2 separate regions of the Homo sapiens genome follow, and region 2 is linked to region 1. A link is an interaction called in ENCODE POLR2A ChIA-PET data of the cell type or tissue named here. Cell type or tissue: K562. All regions are shown on one strand.

Region 1 (4,000 bases):
GATCCTACCCATGATCCTACCCATGGGCGCGGTGGCTGATGCCTGTATTCCCAGCACTTTGGGAGGCCAAGGCAGGTGGATCACTTGAGGTCAGGAGTTCAAGACCAGCCTGGTCAACATGGTGAAACCCTGTCTCTGCTAAAAATACAAAAATTCGTAGGGCGTGGTGGCATGCGCCTGTAATCCCAGCTATTCTGGAGGCTGAGGTGAGAATCGCTTGGACCCAGGAGATGGAAGTTGCAGTGAGCCAAGATCGTACCATTGCACTCCAGCCTGGGTGACAGAGTGAGACTCCATCTAAAAAAAAAGAAAGAAAAGGAAAGGAAAGAAAAGAAAAGAAAAGAGATCCCACCTGTGCACCCATTGAAGACCAGTGCACCGTGTGCATGGGGGCCCCCAGACAGGCCTGCGGCTGAGTCCTGGCCCTGCCACCTTCTAACAGGGTGTCCCTGGGCAGGTGTCTTACCCTCTCTGTGCCTCAGCAGGAGAAGTCATAATAACAGAAATAATGGCGATGTTGCCTGGCCAGTGAGCCCTGTGCCCTCCTGGCCATCCCCGTCTCTTGATCTCTCCCTGACTCTGTCTGCAGGGTACCCCCTCTGCAGAAGGCCTCCCTCACCCTCCCCTGCCTCACTGGGTCTGTGCTCCCATCACTGCCCGCGCCCTTAAACCCGGGACCCTCTTTACCGTTCCACCTTCACTAGCACGGCGGGTCCCTGAAAGCAGCCCCTGCTCTGCACCCCGTTCTTTTCTCGGGGCCTGTGGCAGTGCCTGCACGCCAGCTGAACTCGGCAGACATAACTGAGCACAGAAAGTGTCCTGTGCAGTAAGTTTACTTTCAACAATTTTTCAGAGAGGTGTGTAACTTCTCCAAGAGTACACAGCCGGAAAAAGGCAGAATTTGAACTGGCCTCCTCCTAGGAGTTGGCTCTTCTTGTTCCATGAATCTCAGAGCCAGCTGCACATGAGGAGAGGCGCCTGTGTGTGCTTCTGTCTGTGGGACGGGGCGGCTACAGGCATGAGCTCCAGGGGCAGGGACCCTGAACTGGCGAATACCGTGCTGTCATTGTGGAACCAGAGGGTGAGAGCCCCTTGTCTCTCCCAAAGGGTCCCCTTCCTCCTCTAGGCAACCCTAACATCTTGTACAAAATGCTACCAGTAAGCGCAGTGGGGAGGCTATAATTAGGGCAGCCCAGATTTACTGGGTAGACTAGGAGACCCTGGCGAATTTCACCCCTCTGAGCAAAGGCCCTGTCACCTGGCCATTGGAGGCAATAAGACCCGCCCCCACCCCCATCTGATGATCGCACTTCCGCTACAAGCTCTCTGACAAAGGGTGGCCCACCCTCGGCTTGCACATGTCCAGTGGCTGGGAACCGCTCTACTTCCCCAGGGTGACAGATGGTGAGCAGTGACTTCTAATAGGTAGCTTCGATCCCAACCCCGCCAGGAGGCTGAATCCCTTTGGGCCCCAAGAACTGGAGAGCTCCACAAATTCGAACAACTCAGAGCGAGCGAGCTGTTTTCTCCTGAACATTGAGAGAGCTTGCTTGTTTGGGAAGACAGATTCAAAGGCAGATTCTTCGCTGGCAGAGTTATTTCTTTGGCAGTTATCTGCCTTGAGCAGAAGTGGCTTTGGGACACCCAGACAGCCCTGCAGGCTTGTGAGCCCAGATAAATGTCAAGTCCACGCCCACGGTAGGCTACGACAAAACACCCTGGGTGGAGGAGGCGAGTTTAGAGGTGGCTACTGCGACACTGAAGACAATTTTCTTCCCCAAACGAGTTGGGTTGTTCTCGTGTGATCCTAGCCAGATGGCAAGAAGATACCACTAAGGGCATTTAGAGAAAATCTTAAACGATTTTGTTTGACTTTAAAAAATCCATTCTCGGAGCTCAGCAAATGAAGTCGTTTTTCTTTCCTGCTTTTTTTTTTTTTTTTTAACTCTGATGTCATTTTGTTTTTTCTCAAAAATTTTTCACATTACAAACATCGTGTGTGTCTATTGTAGATAGCATGAAAAACTCAGTGCAACATAAAGAACAAAATAAAAATAATCTTCGATCCATCACCCAGAAACAACTGCTGTTATAATAACGTTTGGATGAACTCTGTTTCTCATCAGTAGAGTTATACTTTTATCACTTTTTTTATTTTTTATTTATTTATTTTTTGAGACAGAGTCTCACTATTTTGCCCAGGCTGGAGTGCAGTGGTGTAATCTAGGCTCACCGCAACCTCCGCCTCCCAGGTTCAAGCGATTCTCATGCCTCACCCTCCCGAGTAGCTGGGACTACAGGTGTGCACCACCATGCCTGGCTAATTTTTGTATTTTTCGTAGAGACAGGGTTTCACTGTGTTGGCCGGGCTGGTCTCAAACTCCTGGCCTCAAGCAATCCGCCCACCTTGGCTTCTCAAAGTGCTGGGATTACAGCCGTGAACCACCACGCCTGGCCAAGTTATACTTTTAAAAAAAGAGTACATAGGTTCACAGAATAGGCAGTGAGAAAACAAAATTTAAAAAATGAAACAAAGAGCACATTCTATCTCTTCTATCCACTGCATCTGAAGGACAGAGCTGCCAATGAGACGGACAAGGTCTACCCTCTTAGAGCTTGCAGCTTAGAGGGGAGACAGAAAATAAACATATAAGTTAACATTCGGATTGTTTCCAATTTTCCTCTGTTACAAACACCACTGCAGTGATTTTAGCCAAGTGTCTGAATACTCATGCGTTGATTGCCTGAGAAACTCTCTAAAAGTGGGATTTATGAGATGGGTTTTTTGCATTCCATAAAAAATCTCTGTAATGATCACCTTTATGCATATTTGTATGAAAATTATGTTGATATTATCTGATAAGTACCTCTTCTGCCTGCATTAGACACTTTTCAATATAGATTTTTTAGATCAGAAGGGATTTTACAGGGTTTCTGTCTAGGCGAACCCCTCATCCCTCTCCAGCATCACAGCTTACATAACCCCAGGAATGGAGAGCTCACTCCTTCCTCAGAAAGTTCATTCTATTTGCATGGCTCTGCCTCTGGGAAACGTTCCTTTATATTGACATAAAACAGATCCTCCTGGGCTTCCACTAGTGACCCCGGTTCCTGAGCCTGCACAGAGCAGATCCAGGCCTCATCCCCGCACCCACCCTGCTGGGCTGGAGGTCAGCTCCACAGCCCCTCGAGGTCCTCCCTTTATGCGCACTGCTTGCCTGGCTCTCACCCACTGCTGAACGGCAGTTCCTTTCTTGGGACTCCACTCCAGGACTGCCTCGCCTCCCCCAGGGAGGCTTCCCTGACCACCCCTCCCCAGGGAGTAGTGGGCTCTGCACCTGGCCTCTGTCCCTGCCTCCATGGAAGCCCTTCTCATGGCCTGCCCCCCCTCCCTGGGCTGCACCCTGCCACAGGGCCATCTCTGCAGGCAGCAGGCACTGGATGAAAACCTGTTGCATGAATGAGTGGAGGACGGGATTCTAGTGTCTGTATCTCTGACAACTTCCGTGACTGCGGCATTCCCTGTGTTGGATGCAGGCCACTGTCCTCCACTGTAAAATGGACACACAATCAGCTTTCTGCTCTTGTTGGTCCACTTGTTAGTTTACTTAACAAGAAGTGCTCACTCAACAAGTCCTGGGAGCCCACACTGTCCTGGGAACTGAGGACACAGGGCAAGCAGGGCAGGACAGGTCCTGGCCCCGGGGTGCTCCAAGTCTAATGGAAATAGGTAAATAAGCATTAGCTCCATCAGTGAGGTCTAGAAAGGAGCTATGCAGGCACTGGACAGAGAATTCCAGGGAAGCAGCTCCTAATGTGGCGGGGGCAGCCACCCAAGGAAGTGGGTGTTCCAGCGGAGGACGATCCAAATGCGGCGGGGCAGCTGCCCAGGGAAGTGGGTGTTCCAGCGGAGGGCGATCTTCACGTGAAAAAGCCAGGGGCAGGATTCCAGGCCCAGGGAACAGCAGGTGTGAAGGTCTTGAGGTGGGACAAAGCCAGG
Region 2 (4,000 bases), 140 kb before region 1:
TGCACTCTAAGACCTCTTCAGAAAGGCCTTGCCTGTCCTGTGAGATTACTTAGTGCTACTCAGGGGGAGCAAGGAAGGTGCCCCAGCCAGAACTCTCTCCATCACCTCCCTAAGGCGCTATTGAAGATAAGTGGATTTAGAGGTTAACAGGTTCTTATTTGAGAAAGAAAAAGCTCTTTGCAGGAATGATCAGTTTAAATACACTGCTTATCTTTTCATCCTTTCTTGAGGATTAAGATCAAGAAAGGGAGTGAGTTCATGGTGGGGGATGGGACAGGTCAGGGAAAGCAGGCTAGAGGGGCCAGGAACCTGGGAGCAGGGGCAGCATGAACCAAGACGAGTTTAGATCCCAGCAGAACCCGACTGTAAGCTTCCTGAGGGGCGGGACCACGTCTTCCTCATCTTTGCATTCCCAAGTATGGGGCCCCGCACAAAGCAGATACTCAGTGTCTGCTGACGTGAAGAAAAGTTTCCGCCAGGCCAACAGTCTCTGACTATCTCATACATCATTTCTTCTCTCTCTTGCTGAAACCACTGTGAAGGGCACACCAGTTTCTACCATAAATTTGGGAGTCTTTTTTCTGCATCCTCCATTTGAATGTCAATTCCTATGGCAGGGACTTATTTGTCCCGTTTTATACTAAACATATTCAAGGAATATGCATCTTGTTATGACATCTCTCCACTCATTTATAACTTTTAGGCTGGATCATGCTATATTCATCTAATACATCATCGAATGTATTAATTCAACTTCTGCTGTGGCTGGGAATGAAAAGAATGAAGAGACAATGGAGGAAGCTGAAAGCGGATCAGAAGGTCGCTGTCATGGACAGGCAGGCACAGCAGCGGCCTCAGTGCTGCCCTCCCTTTCCTGCCAGGCATCCTCTCAGCTCACTCTCTTACCTCTAAGTATTTCCTTAAATTGCACCTTGGCGAGGAAGCCTGCTCTCACACCGCCCATAACACAGCAAACTCCTGCCATCACTCCCAAACCCAATGCCCCTCGTCCAGCGATCCTCCTTTCCAACAGCATTTATATTGTAACACACTATATAACTTAACATGTTTATTGTCAGCTCCCCAAGGTGGGATGTGACTCCACCAGCACCAAGAGCTTTGTTACTTATTCCCAGCACCAAGAATAGTACCTGGCCGAGCAGGTACATAAGAAATACTTGATGAATGAATGAAACAGTGAAAAGAAGACATAAACTTAATCCAAAAAGCCTAACCAGAAATGTTTTTAGCAACAGATGTAAAATTGAGAAATTCTTTAGAAGGTGGAAGCTGGGTGAAGGAAACAAAGGCTTCACAGCTGTAAATTCTCACAGAATACTCCTAGTTTGGGTAAAGAGAAAGGTGCTTGGTTTTAGTTTTACTCTGGGAATCTTGCCCCTTTGCCACAATCAGCTCTCATTTGGGTCACACCAGGAAAAGCAAGACTTCCATGTACCTTGTTCTCTGGGAAGGAAGAAATGAAACATCAATGAAGAGATACTGAGTGCAACAGAGACAAACAAGAGACACAGAACTGCTGGTCTAAGTCTTCCTCAGTTCACAGAGGTGCAGAGTGGTGGAAAATGCTTTGCCTGTCCCCCACACTGGGATCTGGGGCAGCTGTCTCACCTCTCAGAGCCTATGTGTCTTTAGAAGTGGGGAAAATAACCTACCGCATGAGGTCTACATGGGCATCCAGTAGGATAGTGGTGACAGAAGCCTCTACATAGATGTGCCGGGTGGCACATCACCAGCATGACCCCTGACCCTCACTCCTTCTTTACTCATCAGAGCCTTCCTGTCCCTCCAGACCTGCTGACCTCCACAGCACAGTGAGCTCCTCTCCTGAGTGGACTGAAATTCCCTGAAGACAGCAAGTAAGCCTTTTGCTTATTTTCTGTGCCTCAAGGTGCTTGGTACTAAGTTGGCAACCAAAGAAACGACAAGAACATTTTCACCACAAATGTATGTCCAGATACCAAGGCACACTGTGCTTCATCTGTGCTACTCTTAACCGTATGGCTTATACTCCAGAGACCGTGAGATCCCTGTTCACAGCTGCCCTGCACACATCAGCAGATTCAAATCTCTTTACCCTTGCTTCTGCTGTTCCTTCTGCCTGGACTGCCCTGCCTCCGTCCTTCTACTCTGGACACTCAGATATGCTCAAGAAACCTTCCTCAACCTTCACAGGCTGGAAGGGTTCTCCTGCAGGTTCCCACAGCATTCTGTGCTCCCCTCCACCATTCTACCTACAGCACCTAAAACTGCATTGGTCAAATGCCCTAAAACATAAAGAACTGACTAGGTAGATTACGGTATATCCATACGATGGAATAGTGTGCAGAAAATAAAAAAAGGAAGGGTGATTACAATAAAGTACCATTTCAGCAAAAAGAAAAAATAGGAAGAAATACATGTGAACATTTACTTGTTAATACGCGCAAAAAATATCCTTGGAGAATACATCAGAACTCACACTAGTGGTTGCCGCTGGGGAGGAAACCTTTCACTGTGTATGTACACATACACTTGTAACTTCTGAATTTGAACCATATGAATAAATTACCTATTTCAGTTAAAATAAGTAACATGGTACAAGTTGGTCATCTTCACTACGCTGAATTCTGTATGGGCAAGGACAAAGTCTTATTCATCCAGGACACCTACTTTAGCAACAGGCATGTAAACAGGTACTCACTAAATGTTTGCTGAATTGAACTAAACTTTTGAAAATAATCATATTATTTTCATGCTCTTAGACACCAGTTCTATCGGAAATCCTACATTTTCATCATCTAAGTCTGAAACAGATGGGGTTCTACTGATCTTTAAACAGGCCTCCCAGATTGCTTCCTGAAAAGACTGTACTGACTCAGGAAAAGGGCCGGAAGCACATCCTCTTAAAAGCACCTTTCAGACTGACCAAGCAATGTGACAGAACAGAAAGATACAGGTTCTAGTCCCAGGCTGGCCCCAAACTGTCCCTTCAGGTCACTCAGCCTCCTGCACATCTCAGATGAATCTATGAAGTAAGCTTCAACCTGGCTTCTAAAGTATAACAATGCTGCCGAGAGAGCAGTGCTGACAACATCTAAACTATCAGACAATCCCAAAATGTCCTCTGGGAATTTTTTTGGCAGCTAAGACCTTTCAAGGAAACCCGGAATTCTGATAACACATAAATACATCAACATACTAGAAAGCGAAGGAATATGGTAGTGGTATGATGTAGAATCTTGCTTCTTTCCTCTTTTTCTTTCTTCCCAATCTGGAACCAGGTGAAATACAAAGTACATAAAGGAATATTTAAGGATGAAAAATGGGGCAATAAACAAACAGATAAAGGCTAACAATATTATTGGGTTTTTTCTTAGCAGTGTTTCAATGGGATTAAATTCATCCTCTACGGGTCTCTAGGTAGCTGATTAGAGCAGTGCCTCTCAAGTCGCCTGGGGGCTTCCTAGAATCACAGGCAAGCAGTCCCACACCTGGGCACTCTGATGCGACAAATAAGTAAGGCATGGTCCACAGCCACAAGGAGCTTATAGTCCAGGATATAAATAACTCATGAGAAATGAAAAATGCAATCAAAAAGAGGCATAAAGTGCATGAAAATTAAGAGAGGGGCAAAATTAATTCTGATGCAGAGTGGGGCTGGAGCAGGGGAGAGAGGGAATTAGGGAAAGTGTCAGTGAAGGAGGTGGTATATGAAATAAGTCTCATGGTATGGGTAGGATTTGGATGTGCAATGGTGGGTAGGGTGTGCAGGACAGTTGGGAGGAAGTGCAACACTCATCTGCTCTCTGGCCACAGGTGGCATGGCTTCTAAACACCTCCATCTCTTTTTTTCAATAAGCTGGGCCGGACGCGGTGGCTCACGCCTGTAATCCCAACACTTTGGGAGGCCAAGGCAGGTGGATCACTTGAAGTTAGGAGTTCAAGACCAGCCTGGCCAACCTGGTAAAACCCCGTCTCTACTAAAAATACAAATAATTAG

The links. Peaks named below come from ENCODE experiments on the same cell type or tissue, not always from the same donor. Only the 100,000 strongest peaks of a DNase experiment are listed, where the experiment ranks them.
Region 2: POLR2A ChIA-PET joins it to region 1 with 5 read pairs; 14 of 35 experiments call an interaction of 5 or more read pairs at or near these places.

Annotation. Positions count from the first base shown.
Region 1 is chr4:6,728,445-6,732,444 of GRCh38, reverse strand. No RefSeq gene overlaps it. Among named protein-coding and RNA genes, the nearest start is that of BLOC1S4, 14 kb to the right of the region's middle. RefSeq lists an enhancer at 1-312. In K562, no CTCF peak of the experiment used is centred here; DNase peaks (open chromatin) are centred at 1,324 and 1,684; H3K4me3 peaks cover 1,068 bases.
Region 2 is chr4:6,865,463-6,869,462 of GRCh38, reverse strand. The region is part of intron 7 of KIAA0232; the gene reads right to left. Among named protein-coding and RNA genes, the nearest start is that of TBC1D14, 42 kb to the left of the region's middle. In K562, no CTCF peak of the experiment used is centred here; no DNase peak of the experiment used is centred here.